2 separate regions of the Homo sapiens genome follow, and region 2 is linked to region 1. A link is an interaction called in ENCODE POLR2A ChIA-PET data of the cell type or tissue named here. Cell type or tissue: OCI-LY7. All regions are shown on one strand. Links, peaks and the distances in the headings refer to the core of each region. The heading gives the core; the rest is flanking DNA.

What was found. ChIA-PET counts read pairs that join two places held together with the same protein. Peaks named below come from ENCODE experiments on the same cell type or tissue, not always from the same donor. Only the 100,000 strongest peaks of a DNase experiment are listed, where the experiment ranks them.
Region 2: POLR2A ChIA-PET joins it to region 1 with 5 read pairs; 2 of 35 experiments call an interaction of 5 or more read pairs at or near these places.

Annotation. Positions count from the first base shown.
Region 1 is chr4:173,261,288-173,267,781 of GRCh38, forward strand. All of the region lies in intron 2 of GALNT7 (polypeptide N-acetylgalactosaminyltransferase 7), which reads left to right. It overlaps LOC124900812 (a long non-coding RNA gene), which reads right to left. Exons shown (of 3, transcript XR_007058367.1): 2 at 3,041-6,494; 3 at 1-1,404. Among named protein-coding and RNA genes, the nearest start is that of MIR548T, 3.6 kb to the right of the region's middle. In OCI-LY7, for the core only: no CTCF peak of the experiment used is centred there; a DNase peak (open chromatin) is centred at 3,564; H3K4me3 peaks cover 1,693 bases; H3K27ac peaks cover 2,815 bases.
Region 2 is chr4:173,353,292-173,359,785 of GRCh38, forward strand. The region is part of intron 2 of SAP30-DT (SAP30 divergent transcript); the gene reads right to left. Among named protein-coding and RNA genes, the nearest start is that of SAP30-DT, 14 kb to the right of the region's middle. In OCI-LY7, for the core only: no CTCF peak of the experiment used is centred there; no DNase peak of the experiment used is centred there.

The sequences.
Region 1 (6,494 bases), core at 664-5,663:
CACCTAATGGGCACAGCTTGGGGATGTATATCCAGAGAAAACCCATGCAGACAAGGGAAGGGTGTGCAAACTCTACCCAGACAGTGGCATCAGTTTTTTTTTGTTTTTTTTTTTCTCATCAGCATTAAAACAAAACAAGGTTGAATGAGGCAATGTTATTCAAGGACCTGCACTACACTTATTTAATAACTTGGCTTGTCAGAGCTTACAGAGCACCCTTTAACGTGCTTAAAAAATAGATAGCTACAGCTGGGCATGGCAGCTCACGCCTGTAATCCCAGCACTTTGGGAGGCCAAGGCGGGTGGATCACCTGAGGCCAGGAGTTCGAGACCAGCCTGGCCAACATGGTGAAACCTCATCTCTACTAAAAATAAAAAAAAATTAGCCAGGTGTGGTGGCACGCACCTGTAATCCCAGCTTCTCAGGAGGCTGAGGCAGCAGAATTGCTTGAACCCGGAAGGTGGAGGCTGCAGTGAACTGAGACTGTGCCACTGTACTTCAGCCTGGGGGACAGAGCCAGACTCAGTCTCAAAAAAAATTTAAAAAATAAAAAATAATAGATAGCTGCAAATAATTAGGCTTTTATTTATGTCAGTTAACTATCAAAATATACAACATTGAAATTAAAATAAAATTTTAATCGTTAATTCATTTAAGAATAATAATTTCATTACATATTACATATTTTATGAAAATAATTTTTTTAAAATTAAAAGAAACGAGTATCATTGTCTTAGATTTTTACCAACTTCTGTAATGTCTGGCTTATAGAAGATAACTGAATTCCAACACCTACCTCTGCATTCAGTCTATGCCCCTGGGTTGTTTTAGTTGAAATATATGAAGAAAATCTGGCCTCACTCAGATATGTAATTGCAAAAGGGGGGAGCATTTTAATAGCTTTTTTCAAGTAATTGTGGATACTCCTTTTTGATACTGTACTAAAAACTAGTGGTAGTTTTTTAAAAAAGTAGCTGCAATATAGAATCTGAAAGCATAAAAAAGAACCTTTAGTACTGTTTCTAGTCTGTCTTGCACTTTAACAGGACATTTTACCATTGTATGATGCTGTAATATCAGGAGTTGGTCATTTGGAAAATATTGGTTTCCCAAGTAATGCAGATCTTTTAAATATTGACAATTTCATTATATAATGATAAGAACAATACATTTGTTAACATCATCATCAGTCTCATTGGAAAGGCCTTAACTCCTGAGAAACTGTCATATTTCCAAATTTCTTAGTTTCGCCTGAGAGCTCAAGTTTTGTCATTGGCAACAAGTGATGTCAGTTGTTTTTGTTGAAGTGACAGGCTCCCTTCATTCATGTTCAAAAAACTTCCAGATAACCAATCTCAGTGACCATAGTTTGTCCTTTGTTTCTTTCAAGTGAAAATGGCATTCTATTAAAAAATAAATCATAAAAACTTATTCAGCATACAGATCAGTCTCAGACGCTTTTCCTTGACACACCCATCATAGTTGAATATCTAATAGAAGTCTTTCATGCATACTTCCCATTTCGTCTCACAGAATATTAAAAAGGCATACACTCAAGGGATTTAATAAAATTAATAAATCTTCATCAAGGAAGACTTACTGCTTCATCAAGGTCATTCAGTGTAAGTGGTATGTGTTTTATATTTAGGGTATATTTATGAAGGTATATTAAGTATATTAGGGTATATTATTATGAAGAATAACTTAAATATGGGTACCATTTGGTGTCATTGCCTTGATTTATGCTAAGGCACCAGCAGTTTTACCCACTTTGCTTTGGTACCATCAGAGTAAATATCCACACAGTGAAAAAGATAGTATCTTCATATGATCAGCAAAATAATTTTGACCTCACCAAACTTCAGAAAGGGCCTTGGGGACCCCACAAATCTGTGGATCATACTTTGAAAAAGCCGCTGCTATAGATTTTAGAATGAAGAAGGTGAATAATAAGTTTCCTCAGAAAAAGTTTGTCATCAGCAGTCTTCCAGTTTGATTATTGACAAATACAGCATTATTTTATAAAGTAAAATTTAATCTCTTATACTTGATTTACTGGTAATTTCAGAGATTCTGTGCTTAGTGATGATTTAGATAATTAAGATGCTCACTTACTCAAAATTGTATTGAGCTCTATTTTAATTAACTGATACAGAAGAAAAACTTGATTTTATATTGCAGAAGTGCAGTCAACATCTGCACAAACATAGATGGCCGGATAGTATGAAATCCTATCTCTACACTAATTACTTAGGATTGATGGATAAAATAATAGCAAATCGGCCAGCTTTAATATTCCTGGGACTAAAATGGTTTTAAATGGTATAGGGCAACCAGCCTCCAAACTGGAAGGAGTAATTTATTTTACCATCATCCTATTAATTAAAATTAAAGGAACTCATGGGAACAAAACCCAAGGGTTCAAGGTTCATCAATTTATTAGTTGGGTATTTTATTATAATATCAGTATTTTGTAATGATTGCTTTTGGAATGCCAAGAATTCATTGAACAGGGTTCCCAAAAGTTGTCCATATTTTTTAAAGTCTAGAGATAGTGCTAAGATAAATATAAACACATCATAAAATAAGATCAATGGTATTTACATGATGAATACCTGTGGTCAGACATTAGTCTGATTACCTAGGTTCTAAACTGCTAGCTCATTGGTTTGGAACATCTGCAAAGCTATTCCACGCAAAGCCTTCCCCCTTTAGCAAGTTACTTTTATCAATAAGTAGTGATATACATAGACAAAATAATTGTTTTAAAGTTAGTCTTAGGACCAAATTTTCAGTAGGAAAATAATATACCAACCTGAGGGCATATTTCGATTTTTCCACCCCCTCCACCCTTCCCTTTTCAAAAGAAAAATATCTGCTATATGATACCTGAGTAAGCAGTAACTTACTGTTTGTATTCTAATGATTGTAAAACGTTAAGCAGATATATAATGGAATCAGAAGAATTCACCCAAAGCCAGAGTAACTAAGATATGAGTGGTTATGATACCAGGCAAAATGTTATAAGACAAAGCCAACCTTGCAAGATGATAAATTGTCTTATTTTTCCCATCAGTGTCCATTATAAGGTATAATGTGTGAGTCTACACACTGTGGTGTTGATTCTTGTATCTCTGTCCCAATACGGTGTGAGTTCTCTGAGCACACAGTAGGGTTAGATGGGTATTGCTCTTCCGTATTATCCTCTGAGTCTCAATTTTCTTATCTGAAAAAGAGGGAGTCGTCAATTTTTCTAACTTGTTTTAACCACAAGAAGCCCCAGAATCCTTTTTCAAGTGACTTCCTAGGCAACTCTATGCTTTTGTTCTTGGCACCTTCTTTAAATCCGTGGGCTCCTCCAACAAGTTTGGAAACCTGAGACCTAGATGTTTTCCCAGGTCTCTCTCATTTTAAAATTAAGTTTTTCTGTGTTTCTACATTCTCCCCTGGGTGTTCCACAATTGTTTCTCTAGATAAAAAAGCTGAATAGAACCAGCCAGCAAGCAGCTGGTGTGCAGCTGTTATCACTCGAGCCTGAACTTTGTGGCATGCTTTCTTTTGTGGTATTGCCTCTTCCTGCATCCTGGAGGGGGGAGTGGCTTCACAGCCCTTGGGCCACTGCCAGGTGCGACAGCTCTTTTTGGAAAATAATGATAGATGTGGCATCTATTTACTTGGCTACCTAGTATTGGTGCAGAAGCAAATGCTGCTTTGATCCCAGCACTTTAGCAACTTGCACTGTTTGGCAAAACTTGCGCTTCATGTACAAGCCACTCAACACTGTGCCCATCCTGGCAAGGAGAGCATCAGACGCAGCCAGGATACCAGGCTTGCCCTTCTTCGGTTTCCCCAGGAGCAGGCAGGGGACCAGATGGATTAGCTGGAGGACAGTCAGCCATTTTATATTGCCAAGCTCAACCATGCTAGCATTTCCAGGATATAATCCTGTTATGAGAATGTCTTCCTCTATTAGCCTTTGTTTGTGCCAGCTCCAGGGGTGGAGGAAACCCATTTTGCCTGACATACTAAGAAGTGACCTTTCCAGAGCCAGCTACTGTTTGGTGAATAGTTGTCATGGTCTTTCCCCATATCTCTGTATATACATTCATGACTTTTAGAACATAGAAAACTTATTTTTTGTTCTAAAAGCTTATCATCCCGTATATTTCCTTATCCTTTACCCTTACCAGCCTTCTCTACATGACCTCAGGTTTGTGACATGTTTAGCTCACCACCTAGCACATGGTAAGCAGCAAGTACATGCTAGCTGTTTTACTAGCAGTGATGGTGGCGTAAGCATCTCTCTCTCTCTCTCTCTCTCTCTCTCTCTCTGTCTCTGTCTCTCCACCCCCAAGACCCCCTCATTCCCCCCAATCTCCCTCCCTCCCCCACCCCCCACCCTGTCTCTCTCCCTTCTTCCTTCTCTGAAGCAATATGGGATTGTCTTGAATTTCTTCCACATGTCTTTTCAGAGTTTTTACCTTTTTCATTTCTTTTTTCTGAGTCTAGCGCTTTGCTTTCATCTCAGTCTTCAAATGGCCCAGATAAACTGCTTATCAGAATGGATGGGAGCCCAGTGCATAAGATTGCACTTTGGGAGTCACATGGTAGCTTTTAAAGGGAATGGCTTGGACGCTTCAAGAACCTTGCTCATAATATATTAAATGTGTCATAGAATTTTAGAACTGGCCAGGCTCAATGGCTCATGCCTGTAATCCCAGCACCTTGGAAGGATGAAGCAAATGGATCACTTGAGGCCAGGATTTCGAGACCAGCCTGGCCAACATGGCGAAACCCTGTCTCTACTACAAATACAAAAAAATTAGCTGGGCCTAGTGGCGTGCGGCCATGATCCCAGCTACTTAGGAGGCTGAGGCACAAGAATTGTTTGAACCCGAGAGGCGGACGTTGCAGTGAGCTGAGATAGCACCACTGTACTCCAGCCTGGGCAACAAAGCAAGACTCTGTCTCAAAAAGGAAAAAGAAAAAGAAAAGAAAAGAATTTTAGAACTGAAGGGGGCCAGAGGGGTTCCTTGGTACTGTGAGAGATCCCTCACTTTGTGGATAAGGAATCCCAAGTATAAACAGTATGTGATCATCCAGGATTAAATTAAGTGGCTGAGAAGAATGAATCCAGGTCTTCTAGGACCGACCTTTCACTATACCAGACAAAAGAGCACGAAAGTGTGTTGATCAGAGCAGTAGTTTTAATTGTAGTATTTTTGATACATTTGTGAAACATTTTATAGTAATAAAAATTTTTACTTAGGAGCAAAAGAAGTATGTTATCAATCCCAAGGTAACTCTTTTTAAATGTGGACATATAAAATTCCAATTATATGTAGAAGGGCCTCTGCTTAAATCTAAGTTGTAAGAAGTTATACTATTAATAAGAGAACAGATATAAAAATAATAAAATCCTGCCATTTTCGGCAACATGGATGAGCATGGGGGACATTATGTTAAAAATAAGCCAGGCACCGAAAGACAAGTATTGCATGTTCTCACTCACGTGGAAGCTAAAAAATTTGATCTCATGGAGGTAGAGAGTATAATGACGGCTACCTGAGGCTGGGAAGGGTGTGTGTGTGTGTGTGTGTGTGTGTGTGTGTGTGTGTGTGTGTGTGTGTGTGTGTGTGGAGGGCTGGGATGTGGGATAAAGAGGGGTTGGCTAATGGCTATAAACATACAGTTAGCTGGAAGGAATAAGTTCTAATGGTCAATAGGACAGCAGGTGACCATAGTTAACAACAATGTATTGTGTATTTCAAAAGGGCTAGAAAAGAATATTTGGGATGTTCCCAACACAAAGAAATGATAAATGTTTGAGGTGGTGCATATCCTAAATACCCTGCTTTGATCATTACCCATTATATGCATGTATCCATATATCACATGTATCCCATAAATAGGTACTATTATCATATATTAATTTTTAAAAGCCACCTTAGTATGGCCTAGAAGTAGAGGATCAGTGTTGAGGGTATGGGCAAAATTTACCATTGTACCATGCCTGTCACTTAGATCACCCTCCAGCCTGGCCCCTGAAACGCGTACCTGAATGCTAGGGAGATACACTGAAAGAGCATTCCATTAAAATGCCTGTCAAACTGAAGGATGGCAAATTTCTGTACTTGAGGGTTTGTGGACACCCATAGGCAGATTACCAGCCAGTGGCTTCTGCAGCGCCAGGAAACCATGCCTGGGCACAGACCAGCAAATGTCATCAGCAATGGCCATTCCTTAGAATAGGCACAGCAGGGGGACCAGCTTCACAGGACCAGGGGCCCCTTTGCAGCAGAGTCTTCACCTCAGCAAGCAGAGCTCACAGAAAATGAGGGGTGCTGCATGGTATCCGAGAGTGCCAAGTTCATAAATACACATGAGGTTCACTTTGGGAATCCCATACAGAGCTGAAAGAGTGATGAGCATGATATTGAGCATTTAGGGAGCTTTGGTTTCCTCTTCTAGCAATTGTGGATAATAATACTTG
Region 2 (6,494 bases), core at 983-5,982, 92 kb after region 1:
GGATGTGCAGAGGCCAACCCCAGGGTGGGTGAAGATATTTGCAATACATCTATCCAATAAAGATCTCATACCCAGAAAACATGAGGACTTCCTACAAATCAGTAAGAAAAAGACATCGTTTGTATAAAATGGTCAAAAAGACTTGCGCAGGCATTTTACAAAAAGGATATACAAATGGCCAATAAACATAAAAATGTGTTTAATAACAATAATCAAAGAAATATAAATTAAAGCTATAATGAGATACCTTTTCACACCACTAGGATGGATAAAACTTTAAAAACTAATATAAAAGTTTTGGCAAGGATCGAGCGTCTAACTGTCATACACTGCTGGTGAAAGTCTAAATTGTTACAACCACTTTGGAAAATCATTTGCACCTACTGAAGCTGGTCATAGACATATTTGTGTCCCAGCAATTCTACTCCTAGGTCTATACTCACAGAAATGTTTATGTATATAAATATAATTCAGTAAACATACTGGAGTGTTTATAGCAGCAATTTTTGTAACAGCTCACAAGGGAGTTGGAGTGAATGATCAAGTAACGAGTTCGGGAAAATAAATTGGATATATATAGTCCAGCCATTTTTTTTTCCCTTTTCTCTTAGGAGCAAGCTGCCTTCAGGAATCACACATTCTGTTCCCTTCATCCATGCGTTATTTTTCAAAGTTCAGTGTGAGTATGGCCTTTGGTTGAAAGATTAATTTCTCTAATCCTGGGGTTTAGTATTAGGAAGTTCACTTGCCTGCTGAATAAGTCAATTCTCTATTATTTATTTCATCAGTAATAGAGGGGATGTTTATTCTCTATATGTGATGTCTTTGGTCTTATTTCTCAATTGCTTCATATTATTTAATGAGCTTCTGTATGGTCATAACATCTGGTGCATTAGCCAAAATCATCAAGAAATAAGACAACAAAAAGGAGGTGGATGGGAGATCAAACACACAGAGGGACTGAGACTTTTAGAGTCAGCTGTATAAGTAGCTTTAAATTTTTATGGTGCTTTTGTGAGCACAAACCATGTGAATTCTTGACCTTGGTCTTTGAGGCTTCTATTCTGCAACCTGACAGATTTTTTACAGTTACACAGTTTGCTGCTGTGCTGTGCTGTCTGTGAGTGTCTTTAAATCTTAGGTCTTATGAATTCATTCACTTTGGTGGACTACTAAAATTTATAATAATAGACAAATAGCTGTTTTTAAAGGGCCCTGCTAGCCCTAAGCAAACATGCATGAATCTCAGCAAACAGCCTCTAAAAAGCAGATGAGGCTGGGCGTAGTGGCACACACCTGTAGTCCCAGCACTTTGGGAGGCTGAGGTGGGAGGATAACTTGAGCCCAGGAGTTTGAGACCAGCCTGGCAACACAGTAAGACTCCATCACTATAAAACATTTTTTTAAAAAATTAGCCAGGTATGGTGGTTTGCTCCTGTAGTCCCAATTACTTGGGAGGCTGAGGTGGGAGAATCATTTGAGCCTAGGAGGCTGCAGCGAGCTGTGGTCATGCCACTGCACTCTAGCCTGGGCAACAGAGCGAGACCTTGTCTAAAAAAAAAAAATGCTGGAAAATACAGATGGGCCTTACTGACTGGCCTAAGTAAGCAAAACCCCTGCTTCATAGATCAGACTAGGCTCCACAAACCTACAAAGACGTCAGAGACCTTAGTAAATAGAAGGCAAGGAGGACCTTAGCAGACACAATCCTCAGAGAGCAGACAGCAGCACCTTAGCTCACTCGTGTGGAGCCCCTACAAAACCAACAGATTTCTGTAGCATGTGCGAGCCCTAATTTTAAAAAGATACGATCATAGGCAAAAGAGACATGAGAGGCAGATCAATTATTTGCTGCTTATACTACATTTTTCAACTAGGTCTACAGGGCAAGACTCATCCTATACCCAAGTTTCATGTATGTTACAAAGCACTAATATTTTAGCTTTAAATTGTTACTGCTAGGCCTAGTTGGACAGTGTGGATAAGCCAAATCCTATCCATTTGTATACTGTTTTTGTCTACCTATAGGACCAAAGGAGGAAACTATGTAAGTACTGTACAAACCTCTTGGATTCATGTGGATTGCTCACAAGCTCTTGAGGGTCACTCCCTATCAGGTTGATTTTAATTTGTTAATCTCATATGTTCTGACCATGGCTTTATCTGTCATGTTATACTCAAATAGTAGCTTCATTCATAGAAGGGTAATGTATTTTTATTATCAAATAATGGGAATTCTTATTATAAAGGCTACACCCTCTTTTGGGGTTGGAATAGAGAAACAGCTTGATGAAATTACTGCAATTTAAATTTAAAGCAATTTAAAATATTGTGCTCTGAAAATTGGCTTTAGGAATCAAGTGTGTTCAAGAAATCAAGGATGCCATACCCCGGTCACAGCAAGACCCCATTTCCCCCTGACCCCCCCAAAAAAAAAAAAAAAAAAAAAAAAATATATATATATATATATATATATATATATATATGTATGTATTAGCCAGGTGTGTTGGTGCACACCTGTAGTCTCAGCTACTCAGGAAGCTGAAGAGAGAGGATTGCTTGAGCCCAGGAGTTCAAGGCTACAGTGAGCTATTATCACCACTGTACTCCAGCTTAGGTGACAGAGCAAGACCTTGTCTCTAGGCTGGGCACAGTGGCTCACGCCTGTAATCCTAACACTTTGGGAGGCTGAGGTGGGCAGATCACAAGGTCATGAGTTCAAGACCAGCCTGGCCAATATGGTGAAACCCCATCTCTACTAAAAATACAAAAATTAGCCAGGCGTGGTGGTGAGCGCCTGTAGTCCCAGCTACTCGGGAGGCTGAGGCAGGAGAATTGCTTGAACCCGGGAGGCAGAGATGCAGTGAGCTGAGATCGCGCCAGTGCACTCCAGCCTGGGTGACAGAGCGAGAGTCCATCTCAAAAAAAAAAAAAAAAAAAGACCACGTCTCTAAAAAAATAAGATAAAATAAAAAAGAAATAATATAGAAGCTAGGGTGGCTTGAAAAGTGTGCTTCAGTCTTTTTTTCAGAACAGGAATAACAGAATAAAAACAAAATAAAGGTTGGCAGGCTGGTTGCACTTGAGGAAGAAAAAGGTTTTCTTAAGAGAACATCTACCTTTTGGGAAGAGAGCTTTTGGAAGGAAAGACAAGAAAGATGTGAAATGGAAATAAGATCTTAAAGTCCAAGATGGACACATATAAAAGAGAAATGGAGATGCACCTGTGTCTAAATGTCCTCAAAGAACGCACTAGAACATGGGAAAATGTCTTTACGGTTATTACATCAGAAAAATGATTGAGGCCCAAATAAATCTAACAGAAGAAGAGAGACAAGATTTCAAGGGGCAGATTAGAACAGCTCCTCAAAAGGAATCAGGATCTGGGAAACCACTGAGAGTTTCTCAGGGCATAGATTGATTTTGTAAGGGCAGTTAGGGGAGCTGCCTCTTAAAAGATCGGGGCTTGATTGCAGGGGATTTAACTGTTGCACTTTAATTTTTCCTTAGGAATTTGACAATGGGAGGTGGTTTGTATTTAAATGTGATAGATCTGTGTATTGTTAGTATTTTGTCATTGAAATGATTTTATACATTTTATTCTCAGAATATCTTTATGTTTTAATTTGAAGTCATTAAAGACTCTCTGCTTACTATGGTGTACAACATGACTAGATATAACTTGAAGTAGGAAATAGAATAATTTTCAGCCTTGAGCATCAAGTGTCCTTGAAATTGATCCAAGTAATGTCTTGTTTTGATCCATTTCAGAGCCTTCCGGGGAACAGAGCTACACCATATACTTTGTTCACAAAAGAGTGGAGATTAGGATTGAGGAAGGAGCTGACTTCTGAAAGTGGGAGCAAAATTATCTTGGTCAACTGCTGAGCTCCCAAAGAGGATAACCACATTCTGGGAGGACTCTAGGCTTAGTATTTAAGCATAGTGGGCTTATAGAAGAAAATCTTCAGAATGGCAAGTAGAGGTGGGGAAATTCTTCTTTGTCTTACTCAGTTTCCCTACCCACTCCTGCCCTAAAGAAGTAGGATTATTGATTGGTGAATTTGGAAAGAAAACTGGCATTCCTCTTCCAGTCTCCTCCTCTCTCCTTGGGGAGTTAGCCTGCCCTCCCATACTGCACATGTTCTGCTTACTTTTGTGCCACAGCACAAAAGAGAGGTGGCCTGTGGCTTTCCAGCTCTCCCTATGATTTAGTGGTAGTCTGCCTATTTTCAAGGTTCATTATTATTGCATAAAGAGGGGAGCTGCATTCCCCAGCATCAGCTTTATTAGCAATAAAGGAAATGAGATGGTTCTCCACCTGCCATACTCTTTGGTCTTACATAAAAATTGGTTCGAAACTCAGATGAGGAGTGCTAGTACTATTTATATGTTTCCCTCAAATTTCTAAGAGGGTGCTTTCAGAAGAAAAGGTGATCCCAGATTAGGGTTTGAAGGACAAATAGAGTGTGTATGGTGTAAGTGAAAAACATGATTGCGGAAGGAGGAAAGAGCATGTGCAAAAGCAGAGATACTTTAAAGAGTGTTGTGTGATCTGGATGGCTCAGTGATGTATAAGTAAAATGCAAGGTGAGGAGTGGTAGCAAAGAGGCTAGAGACTATAGAGCTAGTACAAGGCCAATTTATAAAGGGCTCAGACTTTATCCTGTAGATGATGGTAAGCAATGCAGGAAGGGAGAGGATGGAAGAAGAGTCTTAAGCGTGGGAAGTAATTCAAGGTAAACAAGTGAAAATAGGTATAGATTAGCCTTCTAAGCAGCTTGACTATTAAGGGAATCCAAGGGCTTATGTAAATATCTAGAGTGCCTCTTAGAGTTAAGGGAGGGTAATGGCTTACACACGGGGTTTGTTTTAATATGGGAGAAACTTGAGCAATGTGTAGCTTGCAGGAAGAGACTGAAAATATAGGAGAATGGGAGAATAATTAATGGAACAAAAAACCTAGAGAGATGAGAGGTAATGAAATCCAGAAAACAAATAAAAGGATTCCTCCCTCTTCCACTGAAGAGGCAAAGATCTGTGAGAATGCAGACCATTTTGTTGGTAGGCATGAGGCCACCAAGGAATTGCGGACTGTTAGCTTCAATTTTCTTTGTTTAATAGCAGGTTGGTCTTTGGTGAAAATGAGGGGATGGTTGGTGGAATGGGAGGTCAGAGAAAGTATTGAGGATTCAAAACTAGCTAGGGATGGGGAGAAGGACCTGCATGAAGCACTGGAGGAGGGGGCAGTCAACTAAGATTGGATTGAACTGGGGTAAGTTTCACCAGGCAGATGGGAAGGAAGGGCAGTGGGGTTTAATGGAAGAGAAGACATCGAGAGTGGCTGAAGTGACTAAACATAAGATAGGAAGAGAAAAATAATTAAAGAAAATTAATTTCTCATTACATCTATATCCTAAAGTCACTGTTGCAGAGCATAAGGGTGACATTTCTTTTAGTCAGACTAAATTGTAAATTTTAGGTACCAATGGCAAAAATGGACATAATTATTTTGTCTTTTTACTTATTAGAACAATGTCTTTAATACACATTCATTCTTAAAAAAAACCACACACAGGGAAAACAGGTCTTTTCATGGATCAAATGTATCTTCCATATTAAAGATAACATGGCATTAAAATAAATGTAGCAAGGATTATTGGTTTTACAAGAAAAATTATCAGAAACACACAAATAGTAGTCCACATATCTACTCAATGGGGTCTGTTGTGTACAAACCCAAAATATACCTTATAAACAAGCAATACTTATAAAATCTGATTACATATTTTGTAGCAAAACTTCAAAAGTTTCCTTCAAAGTTAGGGGAGCAATCCACAAGAGATCACCTTCACTTCTGACCCCAACTTAAGAGTTCAGGGTTCCCAGTGAGAGGTGAATCTGTCTGGGCTTCTGGGTCAGGTGGGGACTTGGAGAACTTTTCTGCCTAGCTAAAGGGTTGTAAATGCACAAATCAGCGCTCTGTGTCTAGCTAAAGGTTTGTAAACGCACCAATCAGCACTTTGTAAAAAACACACCAATCAACGTCTGTGTTTAGCTAAAGGTTTTGTAAGTGCACCAATCAGCACTCTGTAAAAACGCACCAATCAGCGGGACGTGGGCAGGGCCACATAAGGGAATAAAAGCTGGCCACCTGAGCCAGCAGCGGCAACCTGCTTAGGTCCCCTTCCATGGAAGCTTTGTTCTTTCGCTCTTGACAATAAATCTTGCTGCTGCTCACTCTTTGGGTCCACACCACCTTTATGAGCTGTAACACTCACTGCGAGTGTCTGTGGCTTCATTCCTGAAGTCAGTGAGACCACGAACCCACCAGGAGGAACGAACAACTCTGGACGTACCACCTTTAAGAGCTGTAACACTCACTGCAAAGGTCTGTGGCTTCACTCCTTAAGTCAGCGAGACCACAAGCCCACCGGAAGGAAGAAACTCTGGACACATCTGAACATCTGAAGGAACAAACTCCGGACACACCA